Linked DNA regions of Homo sapiens: regions 1 and 3 are each linked to region 2. The links are chromatin loops, found by intact Hi-C in ENCODE. Cell type or tissue: IMR-90. All regions are shown on one strand.

Region 1 (5,000 bases), 210 kb before region 2:
GAACATTTGCATCGTCACTGAAAGTTCTTTTGGGGAGCATTGTCTAGTGGTTAAAGCCTAAGCAAAATAAGTAAGCAAACATAGAGTACATTAGGAGTTCATGAATAAAATGAACGCAGGGAAAGGGTCAGATTTTGCTGGGACAAGGGAGGTTTGTGATTTTTAAAAGGGTGATCAGAAATGGCCTCACTTATAAATGATGTTTGCCTGAAGAGCTGAAGGTGATAAAGGAGCAAGCTGTGAAACTATCATAGGGAGGAACATTGTAGGCATGGGGAACAGAAAGGGCAATAGCCCTGAGGCAGGACCAAGCCCACAGTGCCAAAGGAAGAAGAAGGCAAGTATGAGATGTTCAAGAGAAAAGGGTGATAGAAGTGGGGAAAAGTAGTCATAGTTTGATTTATTTTAAAGGTGAGTGAACTGGATTTGCTGGCAGGCTGGATTGGGTATGAGAGAAGATCAGAAGGTGGGAATGGAGTAAAGGATGACTTCAGGGTTTTGGGTCTGGGCACCAGAGAGGAATGAGTGGCTCTGAACTGAAATGGGGAAAGATGTGGAAAAAGGTTTAAGCTGAGAGTTAAATTTAGTTGTTATCAGCATATAGACGCTATTTAAAGCCGTAAGCCCAGATGAGATCACCTAGGGAACAAGTGTAGGTAGAAAAGAGATGCAAAGACTGTTGCTTGGGACACTCTAACATTATGACATTGGAGCCATGAGGGGGAGCCATATGAAGCCTGATTGATTTTCACTGGCAGAGTGTGCTGTCCTGTAGCCCAATGGAGGCAAGCCGTTCAAAGAGGAGCACAAGCCATTAGCTCTATCAAATGTCCTTAAAGGGTCAAGTAAGATAAAAACTGACCACTAGATTCAGTAACATGCAGGCCACTTCTGACCTAGACAAGATAAGGAGTTTGATGAGTTAAAAGCCTGATTAGAGGAGAAATTGGAGGAGAGAAATTGTAGACTGCACATATAGACTGCTGCTCTTGAGGAATTTTATTCTAACGGGGAAGAGATCAATGGAGCAGTAGGTAGAGGGAGGAAAGGGTCTGATGAGTACTTGAAAAAATAATCTTAATAAAATGACAGCATATTTATGTGATGCTGGTCATCTTCTAGTAGAGAGGGAAAATTGATGCTGCTGTAAAAAGAAGAGAGAATTGCTATACAAATGTTCTTGAATTTGTGAAAGAATTGAGTTCTAGGACACAGGTAGAAGGCTTGGGCTTAGATACAGGAGAATTTATCCACAGGAGCAGTTGAAAAAGCAGAGTATGTGGGTCCAGATGCTGGCAGGTGATGGGTGTAATGGTGGGAGATATATGAAGTGTGCTTCTGACTTTTTTCTCAGTGAAACAGGAACAAAGGTAATCACTGAGAATTCGAATGGGCAAGAACATTTTGGAGGCTTGAAAACATGAGAGAAGGTATGGCATAATTATCTACAGGAGTGAAAAAGGGGATCTACTAGCGGAAAATAGCTTAGAACAACTTATGAGCCCATGTAAATTTCACATATAACTTTAAAGTGAGACCAGTCAGAATAACTATGTCAAATAACAATACCATTTCACCAGCCATATTCGATAGGGCTCAGGCCCCGCTAGGCAGAGAGCTGGATGTAACCAGGATTGAGTTAGAGTAAAAGAGACAAGTGATTATCTGATGTACTAAGGATTTTAAACTGGTTTAAAAGGAAAGTGAGACAATGTAGATTATAAGAGAAATGAAAAATTGGTAGGATCAATGGATTGTAGATCCTAGAAATACTGCAGTGTGGCAGTAAAGAGAGTAAATTGAAAAGCTAGAAGGTGATAATAAGAGAGGAGGATGCTTGGAATTGATAGTATGAAAGAGTTCTGATTTTTGTTAATCAAAAGGACGAGAGCATGATTACAAAAGTGAGTCACTAAATCCTATTCTAAAGATCAGCTCATGAAGTGAGTCACTTTAAATTCTTATTAGGTGAGTGTACTCCTCCTTTGAATATGAGTGTTATCTTTTTATGAAAGAAGAAAGTTTTGACTTGATACTTTCAGTTAATGCTGAGATTTAAAAATAAAAAACAGCAGGGCAGCATGTTTCCCTTAGCATCGAACAGCTCTCTTTGGCTGTCTATTCTCTTGTAAGGTTAGACAGTTGGAGTTCGCATTTGATCTGAGGCTTTAAGCTTCTTGTTATACTCAATTTCCAAGAGTTTCCTGTTTAGAGACTTGAAATGCAGCTTAGTAACAATAAGTCATTATTTAATCATGATTAACCACTTTTTAAATGGACATATTTCCAAAAGGGAGAGGTAGCAGTTTCTTAGGTGTGGATTTTGTATTCCTTGACTATACAAGCATAAAGAAAACATTTGTTTATTTGGATAATCAAGAAAATCTCAAAAAGGAGCAGCTGCAGTTTTCATTAATGCCGAAGGGAAACATCAAGAAGATACTTTTCCTAATGTACATTAAATTCCAAGTGTTATTTATGAAGGAAGAAACTATTTTATGAAATATGATCTGTTGACGTTTAAATGTAAATTTTATTTTCCATTAGAGTCTTATTTATGTTTCAAAAATGGACAAATATTTATATTTATGCTTAAGATAAAAATATAGAAATATTTCTGCTTACTAATTTGAAGATTTATTAGCATTTGATCATAAAAACATAGAAAAGAGACTAATCACTTTAAGAGCCAAGAAAAATATGTATATTTTTTCCAACTTTACAGTAACTTTTAAGAAACACTCAATTTGGTCAGGCAGGATTCATTCACCATTACCTTTAAAAGCACAAGGTAGAAACTTATCTTCATTAAGTGCCACTGAATGTCTGGCACCACATAACTAACCAGAGAATTCAGTAGCTTAGGGTCTATGGAATGCCTCAAGTTCAAAGGAAGAGAGACATCCTGTTTGGTGTTGTATTTCACTTATGCTGTTAAAACTGCCCAGACCCCATTAAGTGTTTTCTTTTTCATTCTTGGGCATGATCTTCTTTGTCCCTCATGAATAACACAAAGCTTAATAAAACTCCATGCCAGACTAAATAATTTTAACAATGTGTTATAAGATTTTATTTTTAGGTATAAAGGTCTTTCTTTTTGTGCAAAAGCCATTTTGTTAAAGATAGTGACATCGGGTCACACGCCACTCCTGTGGACCTGGCTTGTTAGAGAACTAGCAAGAACATTGTCTCAGACCCAATTCCTTCACACTGCAAATTCCACTGTTGAAACTTTTACTACAATGGGTATCTATGGAGAAATAGTGAAGGTAAATAAACTCTAAATTTTCCACTGAGGAAAATTCATTCTCAATTCCTGAGACCATAAACATGAACACAGAAAAATAAGGTGTTTTGAACTACTTCTGCATACAATGACATTGTAAAGGATTTAGCAATATGTATTCATTAAGTCTAGAGTATGCATATGCTCATTTTTTCTAGTTTAAAACCACAACCTATATCTTCCTTGAATTTCCTGAATATAATAAATTTTAAAAATAGAAAAAAAATTTAATTAAATTTGGGGAAAATAATGGCTGAAAAAATCTGGTCTGACTGAATTTTTCAGAAATAGCTTTACTGACATTTTTCTACATAATTATTTGTAACAGAGTGTGGTTAAGAAATGTGTACATCTGATTTAAAGATGACTTTTGAAGAAAAGGTAATAAAGCCTTTCAAATGATCGCTTATTGAATAATTCTCGAAAATCTAAACAAAGACTTGGAAGAATTTATGATTTGTCAAAACTCTAGGACTTTATAACTTTTTCCTTTGTTTTCTTAGAATATAGCTATAAGATAATAAATAAAAATAATGTGACTCCTAAAATGCAGTGTTACAATTTACTAAAAATTGTTTAAAGAATGCTATGCGGAGGTTTCTGATCCTTCCTGTTTGCTCTGCTACCTTTTTCTGCAGAATATCTAATAATCATATTTGTAGGTCATATCAATTCAACCATGTTTTACTGGAGAAGATCTTGCTAAACTGCTTGATTTGGCAACCTAAAAGGGTGAATAATGGGCTATAATTCTCTACATAATATTTTAAGAATTGGAGTCTACTTAAAGATTTTATTTGCTACTCATTATATGTGTAGAATGAGTATAATGAAGTTTTAAAAGTGGTTATAAAACAAATGTTATGTTTTCTCTATCTAATTGCTCTTTTAAAATATGGTTACTTAAAAAAAAAAAAAAAAATCCCTCCATTTCAGCTAAGGGTCTTTGCCACCAGGGAACCATGCATGGATCCAATGCTTTTAAATATCGTGTCCATGTGTGATCTTTCTAGACACAGTTTTTTACTGTCACTTTTAAAATGTTCCCTATAAGTCAATCTCTTCAGGAACAAATACATTTTTGTATATGCATGAATAGTAAAATATATTTCACACATTTCTTTAATCATCTCCTCTGGACCATAAAGTCATACATGGCAACTGACCTTGTAAAGCACCATTTTAGACATTTCTTGGTGGAATTATTTCTTAATGATTGAATCATTCATTGATTTATTTGTTTTGTTTTAAAACATTTATTGAGTTTTTAACATTGGGGAAGCATTCATAGTCTATTAAGACAGACACATACACAATTATGACAATATATTTGTAAAATAATATTCTATGGGAACATAGATGAAGAAGTACATCAGATTACCTGGTTGAGTAAAGACCTCACTGACAAGGTAACTTGTATATGGCATAAAAAGATGAGTGGTACACAGCCAAATGGAACAAATAGCTAAAAATTTTTTACATAAATATTTTAAAAATTCTAAAAGCATGTTATATTTTCAGAAAAATAATGAGTGGCCTCATGTTAATAGTGTTTGAGGTATGTGAAGGAGAGTAATTAAGAGAACATATTATTTCTGAAGGCGTTTCCTTTGACCACAAAATACTGTGAGTTTTATAAAGAAATATTGAGAGAGGCAGTATCTCATTTTATCTAAGTTACAAACTCAGAGAAAGGGTATGTACTCAGAGAAAG
Region 2 (5,000 bases):
CATCTCCCCATTCCACAATGAAATATTATTTGCTACTACAGATATCACAGTTTTATACAGAAAACAAGTGACAAAGATATAGAAGTTCAACACTAATTTCTCCTTACACAAAATACAGGTGACCCCTTTGGCCACCAACCTGTTGCTCAAGCTAGTTTTAGAAACCCTGTCAGGAAGAATAAAAATTTCTGTGGTTTCTGGAACATTTTGGGGGTATAAGGTCTTGACCAGCAAATATGAAAGTATATTGTAAGGTTTCCTCTTAATATCAATACTTAGTATCACATTTTGGGTCTTGTAAGTGCTCACATATGTTTCAGAAACAATTAAATTTTTTATTGACATTTTGGCCTGCCTCCTAAAGATGATATCCTTCAGCTGTTAAACATTTGATAGGTTTGAAGTTGGGAAAGTTTTTTTTATTTAATATTTTTATGCTCTTGAAGATGTACATACAGAAAAGGCAAGAGGTGACCTGAGTCTTTTGAAGTAGTAATCAAACTTTAGGAAAAAGGCAGAGACTTTCAAAAACCTTTCTGGGTGTCTTTTGAGAGAGAGGAGGGAATAATTAGTAGACCTTTGTCATATGATTAAGCTTATCAAATCAGGATCGGTTCTACACACACCAATAAGCTCTGATCTGGTTCCTTGTTTTGTAACATTATAAAGAATGAGGAAAACTTGTGCATTGGAAAATAAATTTGTTTAAAGGGTCTCGAATTAATTAATTTATTTCACCTGGGAAATCGCACTTATTTTTCAACTGGGAAGGCAAACGGCTGACCTTCAAGTTACTAACATCTACAGGACTTGAAAAGAGAAGGGAGTCTGTAACCTCATCAGAAAAGACTGAAACAGTCAGATACTGTTCCCCAAATATTACAGATTTCCTGTCTTATAGGATTCTAAGCAAATAACCAGAATATCACTCCGGGGTACACCTTCCTGTATAAGCAATGCCCTGGACTAGACCCTCCTAACAGCTGCTCTCCAAGTCTCCGCAGCCAATTCCTTCCTTAATTTGCCTTCACTTTGAGAAAGAAAAAAGAAAACAAAATCCCCCCATTCCCCGTTCCCAATCTATTACATTTCAAAGGAGGAGAAAGAACTGGAAAACCCCGTTTCCTTTGAGAAACGCGTCCGCGGCAGCTACTGAGGGTCTGCCCCACCTTTAGCTTCAGGTTGACAACTGCCTTCAGCGCGTTCTCAGCTCAGCTGGCCCTATGGGTCCCCTAAAATCGCCCGAGCGTCCGCCCTGTCTGACCTGCCCCCCTGCCGCGGCGCACATTTCAGCTTTTCAGCTTCACGGTGGAGCTCGCAGTAATTGAGTCGCGAGGGTTATTTTTCCTGGCCTCACCTCGCGGTCCTGAGCCTGCAGGGAGCTTTCGGAAAGACATCGCCCCCTCCCCCTGAGTCCCCGGCAGCTTCTGAACGCTGCGCGGGTCTCCGCCCCGCGGGAACCAGGATTGCGATCCGTTCCTCGGCGGCTAGAGGTTGAGGCCGGAGGCTGACACCACCAGGGACCCAACGGAGGGTTTATTCTGCCCAGCTTCACATCTGGGGGTCAAATCGCATTAAAGCCAAACCACCAACGGGGCAGGGAGCAGGTGGTTAACTGCACAAAATAAAGTTACAGAAAAAACCTCGTTTTGCAGGCGAGTGACTTAGTTTCCCTCTGTAGCTTTGCCGTCATAAAAAGCAAGTCCCTCCCCTCTCCTGAGCTGGAAGGCGGGGAAAGGTTATCAGCGGCTCCAGATGGACGCCCGTAGGCAGGGTCAGTTTAGGAAGACCGGCAGGCAGGCGTATTAGGCGCGCGGGCTCCCATCCTCATGGCTATGGGAAGCAAGTTTCCCTCATCCCTTCTTGGAAGGTAAGAGCTTTGACATCTGGAAGTGTCAGAAATGAGCCTTTTGCCATAAATCATCCTGAAAAGCATTCAAATCAGACAAGCGTCTAGAGACCCTTTAGACACTCCACCCCCAAAATCCTAGATCAAAGTGCAGTTCCTGGAACCATAAACACCTATTATATGCAAAATCCTACTTATCTGGAGGATGCCAAAACTGAGAGTAAAGTAAGGGGTAAGGGGCACTTTTCGCTGTAAATTTCCTATACAAATCTCAAAATTTTTCTTAGCATTGTCAACTACCTTCTTGGAGACAGGCTACAGCGCTTCTAAACCCAATACGCTTTTCTGGAGTCCTCGGAACAGCTGGCCGGGGCTTTTAGCACACGGGACGGGACCTTCGCCTTTGCCTGTTTTTTTTTCGACCAGGAGAAGCAGGTGCGAGAGTCTGGGGCTTAGGAGGTGGAAGGCGGGGAAAGAGAATCCACTAGGTCCTCGTGTAGAGAACAACAGTCGCTCCTTAGATATTACTCCAGGACGGAAACCTGATTGCAAACCGCTGTTCCTTCGAAACTTGCAAAACCCGGAACAGAAAACTCCCGCCCAGCCAATTTTAGCTCTCGCTGAACTCTCCCGCCTGCGTTACGTTTGCACAGCAACTCTTTGTAAATGTCCGAGTCCTCTCGGAGGAAAGATCGTTAGGGCGACGAGAACATTAAGAGGGGACCTGGAGGGCAGATATCCTCGATCCCAAGAGAGCAACTTTGTCGCCTCAGAAAACACGCCAACTTCCCTCCTGCTCTTTCCTTGGTCAACTCAGAATCAACCGATTGTATTGAAATCTCCTGAAATCCCGAACAGGGATTGGCCCAGTCGGCTTCTGAAACCGAGGCCGGGGAATGGCAGGAATGGGGGGCAGAGAGGATCGGAAAGAAGAGTCCTTCCCCCACAGACATTCCCAGCTGGGACACGAGCTCGCTCGCAGCGCGTTTATGGAAAGAGGGGGCGCTGGGAACCGCGCTGGCGGCGAGCAGACTCCAGGGTCGAGATTATTCGACACGTGTCTTTTATTCCTCACAATCCATTTCTTACGGGTGATTTATGAACGAATCTCTTTGATCAGGGACGGTTTTATCTGTCCACTGCTACAGATGACAGATGCGGCTGCTAAAATGCCTGGTCCCCGCTGCCTAAAAGGTTGCTCCCCCCCTTCCCAAATGCTGTTGCTTTTTCTCTGGCGGTCCCCACCCCCTGCTTCTTCGTTCTCCTTCCCTACCCCCAACCCCGTTTGCTGTCTTAGTTGCAATCCCTCTGGGTGGTTAAGTCAACAAAAAAGCGCAGAGCAGGGTCAGTAGGAAGCCAAGGCAGGCATACTTTGGGCACGCCATCCTCCTGATGCCACATTTGTTAGGGTCTTAAGAAGGCCCCTAGCCGGAGACCAGAAGAGCTTGCTCTTAAGGTGGGGGTTGCCTGCCTTCGGAAACTAGAAGATGAGGTCCTCACAGCCAAGTCCCATGGGCCTGGCTCTGCCCAGAAAAGGCTCGTGCTGGGGTAGGGAGCCAGTACACCGGGGGAAGCCTCAGCCTGCGGTTCTGTGCGGGCCGGGGCTCATCAGAACAACCACTTTGGCTTAATTGGGGAGGGAAGGAGGCAGCTGGAAAGGGGGAGAGGGGAGAGGATCACGTTACAGAGCCTCCTAGTCCCTAATAGGTAAAGGAAAGCGGAGTCTCTGAAGCGGTTATTAATAGTAGGGGTGTGTGTGTGTGTGTGTGTGTGTGTGTGTGTGTGTGTGTGTTAGTAGTATTTCATTAAAACCATATCCTGGAACAAAGAGTTGTTCTTTCATGTTTCTTTGCTTTGTTGTTACTCTGACAGGAGTTCTAAAAACAGGATTTTTCCAATCAAAGGATCCCTGGAGTTATCTGCCCCCTCCTAGCCTCCTTTCCCTCCACCAAACTGCTCTTGGTATCATTATCCCGCTATGGATTCTTTCTTATACTCTTGATTTAGCCAGAGGACATTTAATAGCTGATTGGATTAAATGTTGCAGACTCCAGCCTGGGCTATTTGAAAATCCGGGTCGTGGACTGTGCCTAACATCAGAGAAGGAAAACTGATCTATGAGATGTGTTTTAAGTTTCACGTAGTACGGCGGGGAGAGAAGGAAGAGGAAGAAGGGAGTCTCTAGGTTACAAAGTTAGAAGTTTCAAAAGGTGTGCGTTGATGAAGGGTAGGGAGAGAAGTCAGTGGCGGAATGAGGCAAAAGGCAACCTTAGCAAGAAGCTAATAGAAATTTCCTCCATCATAATGTGCAAACGAGATTTATAAGAACACTTTGTAAATATTGCTCTGGATGTCAGGATTCTTCCCCAGGAATGGAGTGCTGACTCCATTAGGGGTGCATCCACAGACCTCTCTGAAGGACTTGTTTGTCATTGCTAAATTTGTGGTAGGAAGATGGTTTCTGCTTCAAGTTTGCTTTCAATAATAGTAACAATTCTTTGATTGGTGTTAAGTTTCAGGAACAAAAGAAGAGAAATGTGGGCTGTTTTTGTCCAGTACTATGTTTAGAAAATGGAGGCATAGCAGTCCCAAAGGAGAGCTTCGCACAGCCAAATCTGGGTGTTGGGGTTTGACCGAGTATTTCTACAAGGACGGGAAAACCTAGAGAGGCAGGATCTGATGCTCCTCAGTGACCAGGACCTCTGTGAGCTACAACCAAATAATATGATATGCACCCAAAGGTAACAATAAATCAAGGCTAGGAATGACTGGATGGGTATTGAGATTAAATGCTATAGAGAGAAAGAGCCTGTTTATCTGGTCTGGAAATTTTAAAAATTGTCAATCCTTAAAGCTAATATGATCACTGACTATATTTCATTTCTGATTATGCCTGTAGGAAGCCCAAAAAGGAATAAGATAAACCCTCACAGTAAAATTGGATTTAATATTGTGGAAGAAAATACCCTGACTTTTAAATTTTGTTTAAAGTAGAGAGCTATATGGGTGGCTATATAATAACATAAGCCAGATATAATGTCAATTTAACAGAGATTTAGGGATAGTGTTGCATCTAAAAGAAGAGCCACAGCACAGTTCATTGAATATATCGTCTTAATATATGGGTAACAAATATTTAAAACCTTATTGT
Region 3 (5,000 bases), 440 kb before region 2:
CCAGGGATTAGGAAGGAGAAGAATCGCAACAGAAGAGTCTTTTTACTTGGTGGGTGATATTTGTGGCTTCCTCTTAGTTATTGAATATTTCCTGTAGTGTCAGACATCCAGAAGCTAGCTAGGTTCCAAGTCGCGCCCTCCCTCCCCCTCACCCCCCAGTAAGCAGGGACTTCCGACATAGCATTTCCTGGACACTGGCTCTCTGGCTAATCTTTCATCCGGTACTCAGTTCCTATTCCATGACCACACATCCCGTATAGTTCTTCTGCTATCCTCAAGAGGCCCTTATTGGCAGGATCCTTTGAACACCTCTCCGGGTATCTACTTGAATCCTTAGTGTCATTGGTCCACTAGCTCTACTGAGCAGGTTCCCAGTAACTTTTCAGCTGTGCTGTGTTAGTGAGAGGGAGAGTTTCTACAGCTCAGTGAGCATTTGTCCAGTCTTCTTACATTTGGTTTCTCTGATGGGCTCCTGCAGCCTCCTTCACCTGGCTTGTATCTTTTCTCAGATAAATCCCTTCTTCCCACAAGCTCCCCTCACCTGCTCTTATTTGTAGTCTGAGGTATGAGTAAGGGTTGCAGCACTGACTGATAGTCTCTGTCCCTCTCTCTCTCTGAATAATGAGCGGATGTTTGTTACCCAGTGTCCTTATTCCTGGCATCCCAGCCAAAACTAGGAATTTTTCTTTAATATCTTGCTCGTTTCTATGCTGTTGCATATTCTTTCTTAAACAGCCAATTAAATGGGTTCCTACAACTTTGTAGTCAAAATTTAGGACTATAATATGGTCTCTTTTCTCCAGAATCTCAGTAGTGTCCAAAGTACTATGTATTAAAGAAAAGAAGAGCTGATTAGTATTCAGAATTGGGACAAAAGTCCTGCAAATAGTTTCCTAAAATATACTTAAAGTCATCTAAACCATGAGTAAATGAATGTCCTCCTTCTCCCGACTGCCCAGTAACAATGGATGTTAGATGGTAGGCACAAAGGAAATTCATATTCAAATTTCTTCATTGTGATATGAGTTTTGATTGGTATATGTTTTCTTAGCTTGATCTTGTCTGACTTACTTTGGTGATATTTAGGTCTTATATGTGTTTTTCCTAAGTTATATTTTATTTCTCTAGATTCTTACTCTTCACCCAAATATATTATAAATTGTATCATCTACTTTAACATTATCTTTCGGCATGTTCCTCTGGTTCTCAAACTCCACTAGCCTTTTGGTGACTTAGATGCGCTGGTCTCCTTTTCCAATCCAAAGTCCCCACAGACTCTGCCTTCTACCAGAAATGCTCCCCACCCTTATTTCCGCCCCTGCTTCCCACCCCTCACACATGTAACTTACTCCTTTCCATCCTTCATTCTTTGTGTCTAAACCTAAATATAACACTTCCTCAGCTTAACTCCCTTAACAATCCCCATTTCCACTGCTATGCCAAGCAGTATGTGCTCTTATAACACCTTGTGTTTCTTTCTTCAAAGCATTTTGTCATACTTGAAAATAGGAATAAGTATTTGAAGCTTTCTAAGACATTCACTAAAAGCTCCATGAGGGCAGAGCAGTGGCTATTTTTCTAATGCTTAGCATGGTGTCTTGAACATAGTTGGCACTCAGTAAATATTTGTTGAACAAATGAATGAAAATTCCTAATAAATCTACCTACAGTGAAATCAAAGGACTTTGTTAGTGTGTTCAGGGCCATTTGAGGTTGCGTGGACTGCAGGAAAGTCTATAAGCCTAAAGAGGCTGAGGTGTCCATCTAAGTCTGAGTACTTAAGTATTCACATTTTAAAACATGTATTTTGTAATTATGTGTGAGTGGGAGGTAAGCATGAATTTGACAAAGAAAAATCTGCATTCATGTTTATGGTGGTAGTATTATAAGTGTGCTGCTAGTTACAATAATTGGCATGTTGCTTACATAGGCACTGACTTAGCAGAAAACTTAGCAACTCTTGAAAACACAGTTCAAGGTCTGCAGATGATTTGGTCCACAGGGCCACTGTGAAATAAAACAAATGACCAGTGTGAGACAAAATAATCTTGAGACTTTTTCCCCATTTATTGAGCTTTCATGTTATGATATTTTGCTATTGTTTAAGTTAGGCATATTGTCAGTTATCTTTTAAAATCATTAAGCAGTTAATTCATTGACTTCTGAAAACTAAGTTCAATCTAATTTATAAAATAAATAAAATGTCTAAATAATGATTTCCAAATTAAAAAATAATTTCCTGATTCTTTTCTAATATTTAATTTCCATTTGAGTCTGTTCATAAAACATCTTATTGTTAATTTTTTTTAAATCATACACCTCTTTAAAGTTCAGAATATCAAAATAAATATTTCTAGTTCTTACAAATATATATAAGAAGATGCTTTTTCATTTGACTGTCGTTTCTCTGTATAGGTACAAGAAAATTAGACAAAGACTATTAGCATTTGTGTTCTGGCTTTCATAGCGTTTAACATTCGTTGAAAAATGATATTGACAACATTTTTTATCACCCCCTTTATCTTTTGAGAAAAGTATTATTCCCAGGTTCAACTTTCAAAACATGTCCTTTTGAAAGTTTCAGGGTTTCCATGGATAGTTTATTTACCTTTTTCTACACCATGTTCTAACTGCATTAAAGAGTGATCCATTAAAAAGAAAAAACAATCCAACACTTAAAGACCTTATTCACTGCCTACTGGACCCATACAATATGGAATAATGGGACTACTTTAGATTTAGTATTACTGAGGAAACTTGTTGCCTACAAGTTCATTCTGAAATTTATGTTCAATGATTAGAAATCACAGTGTATGAGTTATTAGAAATCAAAGTGTAATTTGCTTCTCTGTTACCATGAAGAACTACTGAATTTTGAACCCCTGAACACTCTCTTCTAGCTGCTTTCGAAATCTATTGAACAACTGAAGCAACCAGGCAGTCACCTTGAGGAAGCAGAGGAAGAGCTTCAGGGGGACCAGGCGATGCAGGAAGACAGAGCGCCCTCTAGTGGCAACAGCACTAGGAGCGACAGCAGTGCTTGTGTGGATGACACACTGGGACAAGTTGGGGCTGTGAAGGTCAAGGAGGAACCAGTGGACAGTGATGAAGATGCTCAGATCCAGGAAATGGAATCTGGGGAGCAGGCTGCTTTTATGCAACAGGTAATAGGCAAAGATTTAGCTCCAGGATTTGTAATTAAAGTCATTATCTGAACATGAAATGCATTGCAGGTTTGGTAAATGGATATGATTTCCTATCAGTTTATATTTCTCTATGATTTGAGTTCAGTGTTTAAGGATTCTACCTAATGCAGATATATGTATATATCTATATAGAGGTCTTTCTATATACTGATCTCTATATAGATATCAATGTTTCATTGAAAATCCACTGGTAAGGAAATACCTGTTATACTAAAATTATGATACATAATATCTGAGCAGTTAATAGGCTTTAAATTTATCCCAAAGCCTGCTACACCAATTACTTCTAAAGAAAACAAATTCACTGTTATTTTGAGTTTATGTGTTGAGATCAGTGACTGCTGGATAGTCTCCCAGTCTGATCAATGAAGCATTCGATTAGTTTTTGATTTTTTGCAACATCTAGAATTTAATTTTCACATCACTGTACATAATGTATCATACTATAGTCTTGAACACTGTTAAAGGTAGTCTGCCCCTTCCTTCCTCTCTCTTTTTTTAGTTAAGTAGAAATGTTCTGGTCACCATGCCAGTAGTCCTAGGTTATTGTGTAGGTTGCAATTGAACATATTAGGAATACAGGTGGTTTTAAATATATAGATGCAAATTGCAGCACTACTTTAAATATTAGATTATGTCTCACATAGCACTGCTCATTTTACTTTTATTTTGTGTAATTTGATGACACTGTCTATCAAAAAAGAGCAAATGAAGCAGATGCAAATGTTAGTGAGAAGTAATGTGCAGCATTATGGTCCAATCAGATACAATATTGTGTCTACAATTGCAAAAAACACAGTAACAGGATGAATATTATCTGATATCAAGTCAAAATCAGTTTGAAAAGAAGGTGTATCATATTTTATATTGTCACTAGAATCTCTTAAGTATAATTCCATAATGACATGGGCATATACCGTAACATTCTGGCAAATAACAATTAGAAAAGATAGGTTTAACAAAAAAATTTACTTGTATATAATGCACCTTCAGGAGGACTATGTCCTTTGATGCTATAAAATACAAACAACTTTGAAGGCAACAGAAGACACTGTTTATTCAAGTCAGTTCTTTGTCAGGTTCCTGCTGTTCTCCTACAGAAAAGTGATTCTGTGAGGGTGAACAGGAAATGCCTTGTGGAAACAGGAAGTCCAAGTGATTCATGTACTGAGGAATGTAGGAAAAAAAATCTGAGGATAGTGCTTTACTCTTTCTGTTTTTAAAGGGCACTCTATGAATTGATTTATTGTCTAAGAAAATAACACCACAAGTAGGGAAATTGTTACGGAAGCTTTTCACTGGAACATTTCCTTCATATTCCCTTTTGATATGTTTACCTTGTTTTATAGGTTTACTTTTGTTAAGCTAGTTAAAGGTTCGTTGTATTAAGACCCCTTTAATATGGATAATCCAAATTGACCTAGAATCTTTGTGAGGTTTTTTCTATTAAAATATTTATATTTCTAAATCCGAGGTATTTCAAGGTGTAGTATCCTATTTCAAAGGAGATATAGCAGTTTTGCCAAATGTAGACATTGTTCAACTGTATGTTATTGGCACGTGTTGTTTACATTTTGCTGTGACATTTAAAAATATTTCTTTAAAAATGTTACTGCTAAAGATACATTATCCTTTTTTAAAAAGTCTCCATTCAAATTAAATTAACATAACTAGAAGTTAGAAAGTTTAAAAGTTTTCCACATAATGAAAGTCCTTCTGATAATTTGACAAATAGCTATAATAGGAACACTCCCTATCACCAACATATTTTGGTTAGTATATTCCTTCATATTA

Evidence for each region. A loop is a pair of places that touch in the nucleus more often than their neighbours do. Peaks named below come from ENCODE experiments on the same cell type or tissue, not always from the same donor. Only the 100,000 strongest peaks of a DNase experiment are listed, where the experiment ranks them.
Region 1: a loop joins it to region 2, with 2.4 times the contacts of the local background. A loop is called at or near these places in 3 of 110 quality-filtered maps.
Region 3: a loop joins it to region 2, with 2.7 times the contacts of the local background. A loop is called at or near these places in 4 of 110 quality-filtered maps.

The regions. Positions count from the first base shown.
Region 1 is chr7:18,893,627-18,898,626 of GRCh38, forward strand. All of the region lies in intron 22 of HDAC9 (histone deacetylase 9), which reads left to right. All of the region lies in intron 1 of HDAC9-AS1 (HDAC9 antisense RNA 1), which reads right to left. Among named protein-coding and RNA genes, the nearest start is that of HDAC9-AS1, 5.9 kb to the right of the region's middle. In IMR-90, no CTCF peak of the experiment used is centred here; a DNase peak (open chromatin) is centred at 1,945; H3K4me3 peaks cover 193 bases.
Region 2 is chr7:19,105,131-19,110,130 of GRCh38, forward strand. LOC124901597 (a long non-coding RNA gene) reads left to right here and starts at 1,798. Exons shown (of 3, transcript XR_007060241.1): 1 at 1,798-1,870. In IMR-90, no CTCF peak of the experiment used is centred here; a DNase peak (open chromatin) is centred at 2,441; H3K4me3 peaks cover 1,156 bases; H3K27ac peaks cover 958 bases.
Region 3 is chr7:18,663,313-18,668,312 of GRCh38, forward strand. HDAC9 (histone deacetylase 9) reads left to right here. Exons shown (of 26, transcript NM_178425.4): 12 at 2,901-3,164. Among named protein-coding and RNA genes, the nearest start is that of HDAC9, 170 kb to the left of the region's middle. In IMR-90, a CTCF peak has its summit at 3,002 (motif pointing left); DNase peaks (open chromatin) are centred at 2,989 and 4,339.